Linked DNA regions of Homo sapiens: region 2 is linked to region 1. Evidence: chromatin loops called from intact Hi-C (ENCODE). Cell type or tissue: endothelial cell of umbilical vein. All regions are shown on one strand.

Region 1 (8,000 bases):
CCTCTTTTCCTGGAAGGAGAATCCGTCTTGTTTGCTGTCTGGACTACACTGGCAGAGGGGGGTTTGAGCTCCTCGATCATGGGCAAGAGTGGCGCTGCTGCTCCTAAGGTCTCCAGGTCTTCTTCATTCACAAACTGCATTTCTGTCTGAGGCTTGTTCTGGTCCAAAAGTGCCCCACCGACCAGAGTTGGCGATTGGTCACTAAAAGTGTCTGAAGATTCGCTGTGAATGGCCTGAAAGTGACTTTTATCACAAATTTTTCTACTGCTCAATGGGCTGGACTCTTTCATCTTGTGTGGAGAAGAAGACTAGAGCAAAGAGGAGAGAGGGACAGAGAGAGAGACAAGGTCAGCACAAAGGCAACCAGAAAAACTGAGTGACCCAAGGAGAACAAGTAATCAAAAGTAGGCAGGGACTTTTAAGCCTCAACAATCACCTGGTGATTTCTATACCTGCCAAAAAGTCCAGAAACCAAGAATATTAGGTCCAAAGCAAATGAACTTTCCTGTGAAACATCAACTGCCAAAGAGAAGTGAGATTAGCAATGCCAACAGGCAGGAGCACCCTAAATGCTGTTAGATTACAAGTCTTTTCACACACACTGGGATTCTCAGTGGCCATGAGAATAAATGAATTACAGCTACACCAACAACATGAATGAATCTTGCAAAACTAATCTCTGTTGCTAAGATCAAGTTTCCCCTTGCAGGGAGCAGAGGGGTCAGTCTGAGCAGTGACCGCAAAGAGTGGGGGTTTCCATGCTGCTGGTCATGCTCTGCTTCTCGGTCTGGGTGCACGCTGCACAGATCTGTTCCTGCTGTGAAAATGTATTGAGCTATACATTTACAATGTGTGTATTTCTCTGTATGTATATTTCAATAAAGTTTATTCCCAAAACATGAGTGAATAAGTAAAGATTTGGTGACAGTTGGTTCACATGAGTGAGAAATTAGCATTTCTGATTCTACCGCCAGAGGGATTTCCAGTTACAGAAAAGATTTATTCAAACAAAAACCAAAATGCAATTCATGGGCTAAAAAGAGGGGAGAAAGTATTCACTTCTCTATCTGATCAAACAGCTTCAATTGCAAATAAAAACAATGCTACAGAAAATCTGTGGTTACAACTATTTTGCCAGAAGAAGTGATGGATTTGCACTTCCATGCTGTTTCTCCAGCAACTAACGACATAAACTTGCAAAGAGAGTTGGCTGGGTCAGCACCATAGCTGTGGACAGGTAAATCAGCATTTTCTATGAAATCTAAATATAACCTAGAGAGGAAATGGATCCACAACTTTGGCCTCAACAGACTACTCTCCAAAAAGCTGCCCATCTTGACTCTTTATAAGGGATGTTTTCAATAGTCATTCACTCACTCACTCACTCATTCATTCATATTACAAACATTTATTGGGGATGCAAGAGGCTATAGCATCTTCTAAGGACCTTACAATATTTTTTAAAGCTTGTGATATAATAACATAATTCAAGATGCTTATAATACATTAGCATACCAAATAAAATTTCTTGAAAGAAAAGATTGTGTTCATTTCATGTTTTTAGAAACATATTTGCTGAACCAGTTATGTACCTACATGTAAACCCACTGCATATCCAAGATAGGGAAACTGGGGCTCAGCGTGCATGTACCACAGCCAAGGAGAAAGAATGCAAATATTCAGAGGGCCTACAGGTGCCAGATACTTCACATACCTACATTAGCCCTTCTAACCTCACAACAATTCTGTCATTTTCTCACAGTTTTACAGATGAAGACACTGAGGTTCAGGGAAGTCTACTCATTTGCCCAAGGTCACCTTTTTAGCAAGCGGTGCAGTGAGGACTCAAACCCAGAATAACCTGCTGCCTCCCAGGCCCTCATTCTCTCCGCTACCCTCAGCTGCTTCTCTATTTATTTTGGAGATCTCCATAGGGTCAAATTCAGGGTCCCACCAACAATGAGGGCCCAGAAATACTTACTACTTGATGAATCAAAACCTTAAGGTTTTCTGACTTTGTTTATCTATTAGGCTGAAATCTTTCATTTCTGTTCTATTAGCCTTTCCCTCTCCCAGGGCTCTCCCAGATGTCTCTCTGTGTGAGGGACACAAGAACATGTGGATTCCAGCTCTTACAACTCAGCTTCTTTTTCAATGGGCCAAGAGTCCACAACTCTCTCCCTGTGGCTTTGCTCCACTCATCAATGACCTAGCAGACTCAAGAGCTGGAAGCTATTTTTGTTTACAGTTTCAAGACAGCAAGATTGTGTGTAAGTTGTATTTCTTTAATTTAATTTGCATTTAGCTGTGATAGAAAATGTAGATCCTGGCTGGGCACGGCAGCTCACGCTTATAATCCCAGCACTTTGGGAGGCAGAGGCAGGCGGGTCACTTGAGGTCAGCAGTTCAAGACCAGCCTGGCCAACACGGTGAAACCCCGTCTCTACTAAAAATACAAAAATTAGTGGGGCGTGGTGGCATGCGCCTGTAATCCCAGCTACTCGGGAGGCTGAAGCAGGAGAATCGCTTGAACCTGGGAGGCAGAGGTTGCAGTGAGCCAAGATAGAGCCATTGCCCTCCAGCCCGGGTGACAGAGTGAGACTCTGTCTCAAGAAAAAAAAAAAAAAGTAAATCCTAAGAGGAATCCCATAGGTTTAAAATCTACAAAAGCAATGAGACCTCTCTATAATGTTGGTAACGTGGAAGAAAGTAATTCCAACATTCAAGGCTAACCCTTAATATATTTTGGTTTACCTCTGGCTCCTGGTAGCTGTGTTTCTTGGCTATGCTATGATACTAATTCCATGTAATTTAAGCTGAGTTAGAAATCTTCGGTCCGTGGCAGAATTGAAGAGACTCTCACCTTAGCAGCCTGCGGCAGCTCTCCCCACAGCCAAAGCATTTCTGGGTTCTTCTGCCCTGTCCTTTCCGTGGACTTGCTGACCAATTCTGAATCACTTTTAGGTGTTGAAGGTCGGGAACCGGAAGGACTTAAGGAAAACACAAAGCGAAAATTAAGGTGGGAAAAGAAACTTTTGTAAATGTTTTGGGCCCAGCTCCATGGCTCAAATAGCCCAGAAAATGCACCCCCAGCTGTCGTTCGCTCTGAGCGGAGCCTCATGACAAATCCCTCCTCCGGCCACCAGGGGGCAGGGAAGCGCCTCCCATGGAAGGCGCTCCACGTGGGTCGCCCGCCCCACCCTGCCGCCTGGTGCACCGCGGGGGAGAGGAGAAAAAGAAGTGGCCCAGAATACAAAAGAAAGAGATGGAAAGAGAAAGGGAAAAATAGTCTGTTCTTACCTCAAAAAGACCACCCTTCCCCACCCCACTCTGCACTCGCATCTCCTGCAATCTGTTTCCAAATCAAGTTCCTCTGCTGTCAGAGGGCTGCAAAAGGGTCTTGGTTGGCTCGGGCAGGCACTCATTAGAGTCCATATTTTAAATATTTATCATCTGCACTGGCCTGGGAAACAGGGAAATTATATGATGTGCCAATTTTACCAAAGATGCTGGATGCCACAAATAAACTCGATAACGTTGGGCAGGAGCCTACAAGTTGAAATTTTCTAAGATCTTATGTCTTCCAGGAATACTTCACAAGGGACTCACCAACTGGTTAAGGCTCGCTCAGTAACCACCTCCATGTTTCCTGAATTTTTACTCTGAAGACCCAAACAAGGTCTTACTTCTGCCCAGCCAAAGTAACCATCCAAAAGTCATTAACTTATCCACAAGATCCTCACCATATTCTAAACAACTTAGAGAAATATTATTTACAGCAGCAATTCTTGTAATTATTTATTGCCGCATAATAACATGGTTAATTATTGCTTATTTTCCCACATCATTTCCTCTAGAGGAAGGCGGCAGGGTTTTTCAGACAAAGCAGGAAATAAAGCTTTCAGTTTCCCTTGCCGTCTTCTTTCCCAGACCTTATCTATTCTTCGGAAACTGATGCTTCTGGTCTCATTTACCTAGAGTTCAACTCCAATTGAATATAACTTTCCTGTCAATACAAGGTGAGTTCATGATGATACATAACTTGTATCCAACAAACAGGGACCTTGTGGGCTAAACTGATCCTGAATCTCTTTGATCAAGCTGCATAGAGCAGCCAGACCAAGTGCCATCTCTCTCATCTCACACCAAGGGGCAGAGGGTGGTCCCTGCTCCCTTGGTGCCCATGACTCCCAGCCCTTCTAATGACGTGCTGCCACGGGGCAGCCTGCACGCTCTCTTTCGCCTGCCTGGGGAGAGGAGGCTCCTGACATCACATTAGGAGAGCTTCTGCAATGGGACACCCTGCTCCCAACAGACACACATTTCTGCCCTTTAGGGAGCAGTCCTATAAGAAGGCACGTGGGCCCCCCCACGTCCATGTGGGAAAGGCTCCTGGCCTTTCAACCTCCTTGCTCTTCCAGTTCCACAACTGGACTTCTCCAAAGAGACAACGCTTTGGTGGCACTGAAGCGTCTACAGTCACGTGTTCGGTATCACTGCAATGGGAAAAGCGCAGGCTGTGGCCTCCAGCGAGGGGCCTCAGTACCTACAAGTGTGACCGCAATCCACTCTTTCTCCAGCATCATCATGGAATAAGTCCATCAAAACCAACTTCTCACCCTCAACGGTGCTGTTCCCAAACCTCAAAGTATCTAAAAAGCTCTTGCCATTCTGTTTCACCAGACAAAATAGAACATATTTGGCTATAAGTTCTTTGCAGCAATAAATTATCTCACTGTCACTAAATGAAATAAAGTCCTTTAGACAAAGCTTGCTCCGAACAGGGGTCGGCAAACATTTTCTGTAAAGAGCCCAGTGGCAGATATCTCGGGCTTTACGGGTTTTACGACGTCTGTCGCAACCACTCGCTGCTGTGGTGGTGTGAAAGCAGCCACAGCCAGTATGTAAACCAACTGCCTATGCCCGGGAAAGTCTGACAGAGGCAGATGGTGGACCAGATTTGACCCATGGGCCGTGCTTTACCAACCTCTGCTCTAGAAGAACGAAATGCGGAACACGGTTCTCCTGCAGCAATTCCCAACTCCAGAGTTCCTAACATTCTGGTCCCTTCATAAAAGCCACGAGCCACAAAACCCATAGAGGCACTCAGGCGTGCAACTCACGCATAAGGAGCCCAGCCCTACGAGAAAGTCTGCTGCAAGTCCCTCCCCAACAGCAAACAGGCCACCACCATAAATGCTGCCCGTTCAGGCCACAGCAACCCTTCTCCAAAGGTCTCGTGCACAAACACAGATGCGCTTTCTGCCGACCGTCACTGAGGGAATTCAGACAGACCAAAAAGGACGCAGGAATGGGGCCCACTGCCAAGTGGGATTTACCAGAAAGATGACTCCAAAGTGCTCCGTCATGAAATATTATTATTTTAAGATCAAGGGTTGTTCAAAAAAGTAAGCTTACAAGGTCAATGACTGATGTTCATAAACAAGGTATTTATTAGCCTTATCAAAGTTTTCAGTATTTTTGCCAGTCCCAATAAGGCTAGTTAGTTTTAACTATTAACAACTTTGTTTTCCTCATTTTAAACGGACTTTTCTTCTGCAAATGTAGCCTCTGAATGAAGTACATCCTGAGGTCTGGATCTTTAATCAAAAAGACAAAAGGTTTTCCACGTACAAATTAATCGTAGCTTCATTTGCTAAGGCTTACAAAGTAAACCATGTAAGTCCACAAAGTAGGTAGGTCAAAACTGAGGGAATGAAGGCAGAAATCTGAGATGACTACATCGAGTGAACACACCAACCTTTGATCCTCAGCCTGAGACCCAGCCCAGGCCATTCTCCAAGATTCTGTTCTAGAAATGCTGTGGAAAGTGTCTGACTCCATTATTCAGACAGCCCAATAAACTACTTAAATGTTTATAATAAATTAAAGTGGTATTCCAAAAATATCTTGTAAACTTATTTGTCAAACAACCCGAGACAGAAAACAGAAGATCATATTCCCAAGCTATATTTCATTATTCTCATTTTCAAAGCACTTCACAGAATTAGGTAAAATTATATGCTTAACCATAATTTCCAGAGAGTCAAATTTAGGAATTAAAAAAAAAAAAAAATCTGATCATCTACAAATGCTTATAACGAAAGGAAAAGAGTAATCTATATACATATTTTTCATAAGTAATTTGGTTAGTGAAATCGATTTGTAAAAGTTAAATCAAAATTTTCACTTCATATAATCTACAGGTATTTTCTTCATAAGTAATTTGGTTAATGGTAAAATAGACTTATAGTAAGAGTTAGATCAAATTTTTCATTATTGAATATATCCCAATGGGGAAAATAACTCCTCTACCTTTCCGAAGGATGGAACAGGGAAGACTGTGGAGGGCAAGAACTAGACAGACCTCCCTCGGCCGCAACTGCAAGATGAGGGGCAGTCCTTTTGCAATCTACCAGGCTACTGGATACCACCACGTGATACACATTAAAAGAAAGACAAAATCAGAGGTCAATTACATCAAGTGAGATTATATAAAGTATATGTAATATACTTTATATAAAGATTATATATAAGATTATATAAAGTATATATAATATACTTTAAAGACTATATATAAGATTATATAAAGTATATATAATATACTTTATATAAAGATTATATATAAGATTATATATAATTACAAAGTATATATACTTTATATAAAGATTATATATATTACGTAAAGTATTTGACTACTCTCAACAACGACATTTTTAAGAAAATAAAGAAACTCAGACATCTGATAATGGCAGAGCACCGGATATTGAAATTGCTAAGAAATCAGCATGAATTTTCTGAGACACAAAAGCAGGAAACTGCCAAATGACCTATTTCACTTTCTGTTTCACCCATGTGTAGAACTGATCATCTCTGGTCACACTTTCGTGCTTAATCAAACTACATAATCCAAAAATGTGCTCGTGTGTGCTGTCAATTGTCTCTTTACAGAAAATACCTAATTCCAAATGTGGAAATGTAGCTATTTATCCTAATTTGTCATTCCATTTGGTGATAGTCAGAGCTACATAACCTGACTCAGTCATTATGCTGCATTCATGAGGCAAAACATTACAGATGTTTTGAGCATTAAACACGCTCAGAGTTGTGTTTAAAGTGTTTCTTTTAAATCCTTAAAATTAACATACAGTGCTTGAACAGATTTTTTCATCTATTATTGGGTTCTAAATATTCTACATTATTTTCCTCCTAAACCACTATTTTTCCCTCCACTATTTTATCTCCACAGACCTAGAGAAAGAATGAGAATCTAGAAAGGTCTTATATCTGCACTGTCCAATATAATAAACCACCAGCTACAGGTGGCTCCTGAGCACTTGAAACGTGGCTTGTCCAAATTGGGATGTTCTGCGCATGTGAAATACATAATGGAGTTTATAAAGACTTGGTATGTAAACAGAAATGTGATGTATCTCATTAATAATTCTTTAAAATTGATTGCTTGTTGAAATGATATTTTGGAAATACTGTGGTCAAATGAAATATAGCTTTAAAATTAATTTCATCTTTTTTTTTTTTTTTTACTTTTTAAAAATAGGGCTACTGGAAATCTTAAAATTACATATGGAGCTAGTTATTACGTTTCTATTGAACAGGGCTAGGCTCTGACGCAGGAAGACCTCCATGCAGGGACTTTGTCACAGGCCTCAGCCTCAGCCTGCTGGACTAACCCGCGACATCAGTATTGGCTGGAAACCAGGCATGGGACATATCTATTTTCTCTCCAACCTCCATGTCAGCACACACTGGGGACTGCTGCTTGCTAATTCACAAGGTTACCCTGATCAAACTGGAACCAGGGGTGGCGTTTTGATAAGACCGGCTTCAGGTAGGAACCCAGAGTTTCTAAGGGCTGGCACCATGAACCAGAAGCGAATCTAAAGCATGAGGTATACGAATAACCCAAGGATGTCACTGGCATTTAGATCAGCGTTTCTCAGTCTCTTTTTCATTATCAACATGCCCCTGAGCATTCTGAG
Region 2 (8,000 bases), 310 kb after region 1:
ATATGGTCATTTCCTCACGGACCTCTGGAGAGGACATTTTCAAGTAGAAGGGAAGTAAAATATCTTCTGACAGATGAGGGCTTTCAGGATTGCTCAAGCACACCTGTGCAGTTGGCCTAATATTTCAGCCCTAACTTTAAAAATGATCCCTGGGAAGTATAGTCTTCAGCCCTAACTTGAAAGTCCCAAAGCCCATGCCCCATTCTGCCCTAGCACCATTTTGCCCCAGGAAGCATACACAAAAACAGGGCTGGAACTGGGAAATACCAGAATTTCTGTGCTCAGAACTGTGACTGTATATCAATGTAAGGCCATGGTGGACAAAGCCAAGGATGTAGTGGCCAAAGTCCTGGTATTTGAGTACCCAACCTGGAACAAACTTCTCTGAGCCTCTGTACCCTCATATATATATATATATATATATATTTTTTTTTTTTTTTTTTTTTTGAGACAGGGTCTTGCTGTGTCACCCAGGCTGGAGTGCAGTGGCATGATCTTAGCTCACTGCAACCTCTACCTCCCAAGTTCAAGCGATTCTCTTGCCTCAGCCTCCTTAGTAGCTGGGATTACAGTCGCCTGCCACCACGCCCGGCTAATTTTTGTATTTATAGAAGAGACAGGGTTGCGCCATGATGGTCAGGCTGGTCTCAAACTCCTGACCTCAATCAAGTGAGCCTCCTGCCTCAGCCTCCCAAAGTGCTGAGATTATAGGTGTGAGCCACCATGCCCGGCCTTCTATAAAGTATTCTTGAAATAGCTGCCTCACAGGCAGATGTGGAAAAGCACCTGTAGTTTACAACTAATTCAGTTATTATTTTTTCTTCCTCTGCTGTGCTGCTATTGTGTGTTAGACACACTCTAATTTAGTACTTATGCTTTCTGCTTATGTATCTCCCCCAGGCTAGTAGCCCCTGGAACACAAGGTAAGGCCCCATCAGATTCAGTTCTTCCCTCAACACCTACCCTACTGCTTGGCCCATGAGAGATGCTTCAAAAAAAAAAATGTGCAAAAGATTATGTCTTGGGGAAAAGCCAGGTCACAGGCACAATAAGTGTGAGGATTGTGCCATTTCCCCGACTCTCCCCAGCTCTGTGCTCATGCTCTTTCTTTAGCCTGGACCACTTGCTACTCCGTCCTGATCCACACCCCACCTTTACTTGCCCAACCCCAACTCTGGTTGTAGAGAATCTAGTCGTCCTTGAAGAATCTTCCTAAAGATCTGAATGCCAAATTAATTAATCAGTTGTGGAGTCAAAGCCTGCCTCTACCACTGCCTACTAGGACCTTGAGTAAATTTTTGTAATCCTGCTGATCTTAATTTTGCTGATCTGCAAATTGGGCAGAAAAATACCTATCTTTCAGTTTTGATATGAGATTTACATAAGCAAATGCATGTGGAATGCCAAACACATAGCAGATGCTGAATAAATGCCTTCAAATGGCCATTTCTAACGGCTCTGGGAAATTCTCCATTCTGCAACAATATGCAGTCTTCTCGAGACCTCCGCTACGTTCTCTTTTTTTCTCATCGTTTATTTAGCAAACATTAATAGAGCATGTTTTATTTGCCAGACACTTTGCTAGATGATAGAGATACAAAGATTAGAAGCCAGGCATGGGTGTCTCACGCCTATAACTCCAGCACCTTGGGAGGCTGAGGCAGGAGGATTGCTTAAGGTAAGGAGTTCAAAAAATAAAATAAAATAAAACATAAAAAAAAATTAGCCAGGCATGGTGGCATGCACCTGTACTCTCAGCTACTTGGGAGTCTTAGCTGGGAGATCACTTGAGGCCAGGAGTTTGACGCTACAGTGAATTATGACCGTGACACTGCCCTCCAGCCTGGGTGACAGAAAAAAAAAAAAAAAGATTAGAGAAGGCCTCTGACCTCACAGTCTAGTGGGGAACCAGCTTCTTCGGGGATTTTTCCCTGCCTCACCTCGCCCACCTCAGGCTGTGTAGAAACCCCCAGTCTAACCAGTTGTTTCCCTCCAACTCTGTACATACCACGGTGTGTTGCCTTTTTATTTCAAACATGTGCTGGCCTCTGTTCTAATCACAGCAACCTGTATCCATTAATCCATTTAATCCTCACAACAACCTTATCAGGTAAGTATTGTCATTATTTGCATTTTCCAAATAAGGAAACTGAGGCACAGACAGATTAAGTAACTGGCTTAATAAGGTCTTCTAGTTTATACGTAGAGGCAGCCAGGACTTGAAAACACACCTTCTGGCTCCAGCTAAATTAACATGCTCTGTTTACTTATCTGTCCCCACTGAAATTGGAGGTTGAACCCGTGGCATATTCAAACGAATAAGTATCGCCTGTGCCCACCCCAATATCTGACACTATAGGTCAACGATAACTCATTCGTCAAACAGGAAGGAGGAAGGAAGGAAGGAAGGAAGGAAGGAAGGAAGGCAGGCAGGCAGGCAGGCGGGCAGGCAGAGGTAAAACGATTCCACAATGGTGTGGTTGCTCACATTTACTAAGCATCAACACTGACCTGCCTGTAAGATGCGCTAACAGAGCTCACGAATAAATGAAGGCTGGGTGTGGTAGCTCACGCCTATAATCCCAGCACTTGAGAGGCCAAGGTGGGAGGACGGCTTGAGCCCCAGAGTTCAGGACCAGCCGGGGCAATATACTGAGACCCTGTCTCTACTAAAATTAAAATTAAAAATTAGCCAGGCACAGTGGCGCGCGCATGTAGTCCCAGCTACTTGGGAGGCTGAGGTGGAGGATCGCTTGAGCCCGGGAATTCAAGGCTGCAGTGAGCCCTGACCACGCCACTGCACTCCAGCCTGGGCGACCAAAAAAAAAATTAAAATAAAAAAAAGGAATAAATGAACATCTCTGCGGCTCAGAACTTTCAGTTATCACCTCAGAACTTTCAGTTATCACCGTCGAGAATTCCAGGCGACCGCTGGGTTTTCCCGGTTGCCTCTTTTCTCTCACCCCTGTTCCCTTCCTCTGGAATTCGGCTCCACCTCTTCCTTTTCCTTTGCCAGCCTCTCCGTGGATTCCGCGGTCCGGGTTTCCCGGGCGGCAGCCGCCGGGAGAGGATCGGTGCGTGGGAGCGCTCCGGCAGCGGCGGGCATGCGCAGAGGGGGGCGGTGTACTGCGCATGCGGGAAGATGGCGGGCCGGGCGACTTGAGATCCGCGGGTCTCCCTCCTCTTTTTCCGTCTGCGTCGGGAGCTCCCGGGCACGTGAGGCCGTGCCGCGTTTACTGGCGGGCGGGACGGCCTAGCCGGGCGGCGCCTCGGAGGAAGCCGCGGACCCCTTAGGTGCTGGGCCCTTGGAAATCGGCGCGTGGGGGGCGGTGCTCGAGCTGAGCGCGAGAGGGCGGGAGAGCTCGTGGGGTGCGAGGGGAGCAGGACGCCCGGCCGGGCAGCATGAGTCAGCAGCGGCCGGCGAGGAAGTTACCCAGTCTCCTCCTGGACCCGACGGAGGAGACGGTTCGCCGTCGGTGCCGAGACCCCATCAACGTGGAGGGCCTGCTGGTAAGCTCCGGGACGGGACGGGGACGGGCGGTGGTCTCCCAAATCCGGCCCCCTCCTCCCCGCGCCGCCGCCAACCCCGCTGGCCGTCGTCTGGGTCGTCTGCTCCCCCTGGGCCAGGCGCTGCCCATCACGTGCTGCGAACTGCGCTCTCCCGCCTTCTGCTTTCAGCATCTGCTCACAGACGTGGTATCAGTCTTCTAGGCTTTTACATCGGAACTTCAGAGCACTGTTGGAGAAAATTGCTCAACTTTGCATTAGAGAGTCCATGTTTATCTCCTTCTATGGACTCTAGCTGTATCTCTGCAACCTATCATTTGTTTTTCTGCCTCCTCTCCCATCCTTCTGCTCTACTGCAGCCGTTTAAAACCTTGTCCACGCTTTATATTTCCCACGCCACAGCTCCCATTCATCAAATTATCTCCCCACCTGTTTGACAGAGAAAATGGTTAGGAAATTTGGCTCCCTTTCCTGCAAAGGCTGATTTCTTCTCTTGTTCAGGACCAGATGCTGTATTCCCCGCGGTTATCAGGGCCCTCAACAAATGCATTTTCTTTTTCTTTTCTTTCTTTTTTTTCTTTTTTTTTTTTTTTTTTGAGATTGAGTTTTACTTTTGTTCCCCAGGCTGGAGTGCAATGGCGCAATCTCAGCTCACTGCAACCCCCACCTCCCAGGTTCAAGAGATTCTCCTGCTTCAGCCTCCCATGTAGCTGGGATCACAGGCATGCGCCACCACACCCAGCTAATTTTGTATTTTTAGTAGAGACGGGATTTCGCCGTGTTGGCCAGGCTGGTCTCGAACTCCTGACGACCTCAGGTGATCCACCGAGCCCGACCTCTCCCCGTATTTTCAATTTCTCTGCTGCTTTCTTTCTATAACTAGTAGTAATTAAACATTTTCCCAAGTCATTATGCCTGGTTCCCCTACCAAATAGTTTGTGATTATTGCCTCATTTAATTTCTCATTTCTCACAGCAGTGTTTTATAATACTAAAAGATTATTATTCTTGTTTCACGGTTGCCAAAACAGACTTGGAGATGCATGTAACGCCGGCTTGCCTGTGGCTGGATAATAAGTGTAGAAACTTGGGTTGAAGCTCCAAATGTCTAACTCCAGATGATAAATTCTTGACTACTAAAACCGCATTCTAAATCCATCCCCATCTTAAAAGATCTCTCCCTTGATTCCATATCCCCTCCCATCTACTGTCTCTCTTCCTCTTCACAGCTAAACTTTTTTTTTTTTTTTTTTTTTTTGGTGACGAAGTCTTGCTCTGTCACCCAGGCTGGAGTGCAGTGGCCTGATCTCGGTTCACTGCAAGCTCCGCCTCCCGAGTTCACGCCATTTTCCTGCCTCAGCCTCCTGAGTAGCTGGGACTACAGGCACCCGCCACCACGCACGGCTAATTTTTTTTTGTATTTTTAGTAGAGATGGGGTTTCACCGTGTAAGCCAGGATGGTCTCAATCTCCTGACCTCGTGATCCACCCGCCTCAGCCTCCCAAAGTGCTTTCACAGCTAAACTTCTTGAAAAGGTTATTTACACTCACTGTTTCCACTTGATGGCCTCTTATTACCAGCCAACCCACTGCTGGGGACCCCTATCCTAAGCACACTTGTAAGACCATTCTAACCAAGGTCACCGACAAGCTCGTCAATTCCAGCAGCTGTTGTAGTTTTGACTACAACACTCGTGTTAGAAACCCTCCCTTGAGCTTCCTTGACGTTTGATGCTCCATCTGCTTCTCTGGCTTCTCCTTGTCCTCATCCTCTTCCCATTCCTTCATGTTGATTTGTTTTTCTGTTTTTGTTTTTGTCCCCCCCCCCGGTGCAGGATCTCACTCTGTCACCCTGGCTGGAGTGCAGTGGCACATCATGGCTCACTGCAGCCTTACCTCCCAGGCTCAAGTGATCCTTCTGCCTCCAACTCCCAAGTAGCTGAGACCACAGGCACATGCCACCACACCTGGCTAATTATTTTTATTTTTAGAGATGGGAGTCTTCCTATGGGGCCCAGGCTGGTCTTGAACTCCTGGGCTCAAGCAGTCCTCTCACCTCAGCTCCCCAAAGTGCTGGGATTACAGGCGTGAGCCTCTGCAGCTGGCCACATGTTGGTATTATTCAGGGTTCTCTTCTACCGTCTCTACACATTCTTCTTAGGGGAGTTCATTCACTCCTCCCATGACTTCTGTTACCATCTACATTTGATCATTGAACGACTCAGGGATTGGGGCACCAAATCCCATGAAATTCAAAATCTGAATATAACTTTGATTCCCCCAAAACTTTACTGTTTGCTGGAAGCCTTACTGATACCGTAAACAGTTAATTGACACATATTTTGTATTTATATGTATTAGTTACTGTTTTCTTATAGTAAAGTAGCTAAAGAAAAGAAAATGTTATTAAGAAAATCATAAATAAGAGAAAATCCTACTCCTTCGGGGGAATTAGGTCATCGTAAAGGTCTTCATCCTTGTCTTCACACTAAGTGGGCTGATGAACAAGAGTAAGAGGAGGAGCTGGTTTTGCTCTCTAAGGGGTGGCAGCGGGTAAAGAAAATTGGTCTCTAAGTGGACCCACACAATTCAAACCTGTGTTGTTTGAGGGTCAGCTGTATATTGGTACCATCTGTATTGGTGGTCTTAATATTTGAGAACGTGATAAAAACTCTAAGCTCACTGTGGAAAAACCACTTAGTTTGCATGTAGTATCAGCAGATACATCCCTTGAAATCTTAGACATACAGTTCTGGTATTTTCAGTTACCATGTCATAATTCCCAAATCTATAAATCTCCTTCAGGGTTTTCCAGCTGTCTACTAGACCTTCCTACTTAGGTTTCAAACTCCTATTAGTCCCCTCTCATCTGAGGTTTCACTTTTCTTTATTTCAGTTAACCTGTGGTCCCCCAAACTATTAAAATGAAAATTCCAGAAATAATTCATTAGTTTTAAACTGCTTGCCATTCTCAGTAGTGTCATGAAATCTTGAGCTGTCCAGTACCACCCAGCACCTGAATCTTCCTTTGTCCAGAGTTCCCATGCTGTCACTGCGCCCTGCCCTTAGTCGCTTAGTAGCTGTTTCTTGATTCTCAGACCAACTGTCACGGTGCTTGTGTTAAGTAGCCCTTATTTTCTCAGTAATGGCCCCAAAGCACAAAAGTAGTGCTTCCAGTATGCTTCCAGTAGTGCTTCCAGTATGCTGAAGAGAATTGATGAAGTGCTTCCTTTAAGTGAAAAGATCTAAGTTCTTGACTTAGTAAGGAAAGAAAAAAAATCTTATTCTGAGGTCGCTAAGATCTACAGTATAAGATATTTTGAGAGAGAGACCACATTCACATAACTTTCATTGTAGTTTATTGCTATAATTGTTGTATTTTATTATTAGCTGTTAATCTCTTACTATGCCCGATCTATAAATTAAATGTTATCACATGTATGTATGTATACGAAAAAATAGTATATATAGAGATTGGTACTGTTTGCGGTTTTAGGCATCCACTGGGGGTCTTGGAATGTAGCTCCCAGGGATAAGGGTGGACTACTCTATATCCAGAATTGAATTTATTACTCTATTGGTCAGGGCTCTCCAGAGAGACAGACCAATACTAACACAGATTTTGGTACCAGGAATGGTTCTGGGAAACAGAATATTAAAGATGAGTTTCCTTAATTGGGGTTTTTGGAATTGATTCTTTAATCTGATTAGAATCTAAAAATGCCAAGAGCTCTACTTCTAATAGTAGAGAGAGCACTGGAAGTCCATGACACAAACTGTTTATAGATATGCAAAATAAATGCCTTTTTATTCTAATTCACTGCTTATAAGAGGCAAAGAATTTAGTGACGCTATATGTGATATTTTCAAATATTTTTGGGAAAACAAGGATTATAATGACATTGGTTGGTTGCTCCTATTGTCTTTGGACAAAGTGATGAAAGAAAAGGATGAGCTCAGGGATTCAGTTTCATGGCTGGAGTTCCACATAAATGACCTAAAAGTTTCTAAGTGTGCCCTGGGTTAGAATCTTCTATCCTGTAGCCATGGGGCTGAAATTGCTGAAAATCAAACACAAGCCTTCATCATGTAACTGGCCAAATTACAATGGAAGTTGAACTCTTGGCCAGTCATGGTGGCTCATGCCTGTAATCCCAGCACTTCGGGAGGCTGAGGCGGGTGGATCACCTGAGGTCCGGATTTCGAGACCAGCCTGGCTAATGTGGTGAAACCCCGTTTCTACTAAAAATACAAAAAATTAGCCAGGCTTGGTGACGTGCGCCTGTAATCCCAGCTACTCGGGAGGCTGAGGCAGAAGAATCACTTGAACCCAGGAGGTGGAGGTTGCAGTGAGCCGAGATTGTGCCACTGCACTCCAGCTTGGGCAACAAGAGTGAAACTCCATCACAAAAATAAATAAATAAATAAAATAGAAAGTTGAACTCTCTTAGCCTCACAGAGCATCTACTGTTAAAGTGAGGGTATTGGTTGGGAA

Evidence for each region. A loop is a pair of places that touch in the nucleus more often than their neighbours do. Peaks named below come from ENCODE experiments on the same cell type or tissue, not always from the same donor. Only the 100,000 strongest peaks of a DNase experiment are listed, where the experiment ranks them.
Region 2: it touches region 1 in a loop (7-fold over the local background); 52 of 110 quality-filtered maps call a loop at or near these places.

The regions. Positions count from the first base shown.
Region 1 is chr2:11,774,509-11,782,508 of GRCh38, reverse strand. LPIN1 (lipin 1) reads right to left here. Exons shown (of 21, transcript NM_001349206.2): 6 at 6,316-6,423; 7 at 2,864-2,990; 8 at 2-308. Among named protein-coding and RNA genes, the nearest start is that of MIR548S, 11 kb to the right of the region's middle. RefSeq lists an enhancer at 2,382-3,581. In endothelial cell of umbilical vein, a CTCF peak has its summit at 3,111 (motif pointing right); DNase peaks (open chromatin) are centred at 3,168 and 6,908; H3K27ac peaks cover 1,697 bases.
Region 2 is chr2:11,461,282-11,469,281 of GRCh38, reverse strand. E2F6 (E2F transcription factor 6) reads left to right here and starts at 3,121. Exons shown (of 7, transcript NM_198256.4): 1 at 3,121-3,510. The coding sequence starts at 3,403. RefSeq lists enhancers at 2,306-2,385, 2,813-3,369, 3,370-3,927. In endothelial cell of umbilical vein, no CTCF peak of the experiment used is centred here; DNase peaks (open chromatin) are centred at 3,091 and 3,621; H3K4me3 peaks cover 1,828 bases; H3K27ac peaks cover 956 bases.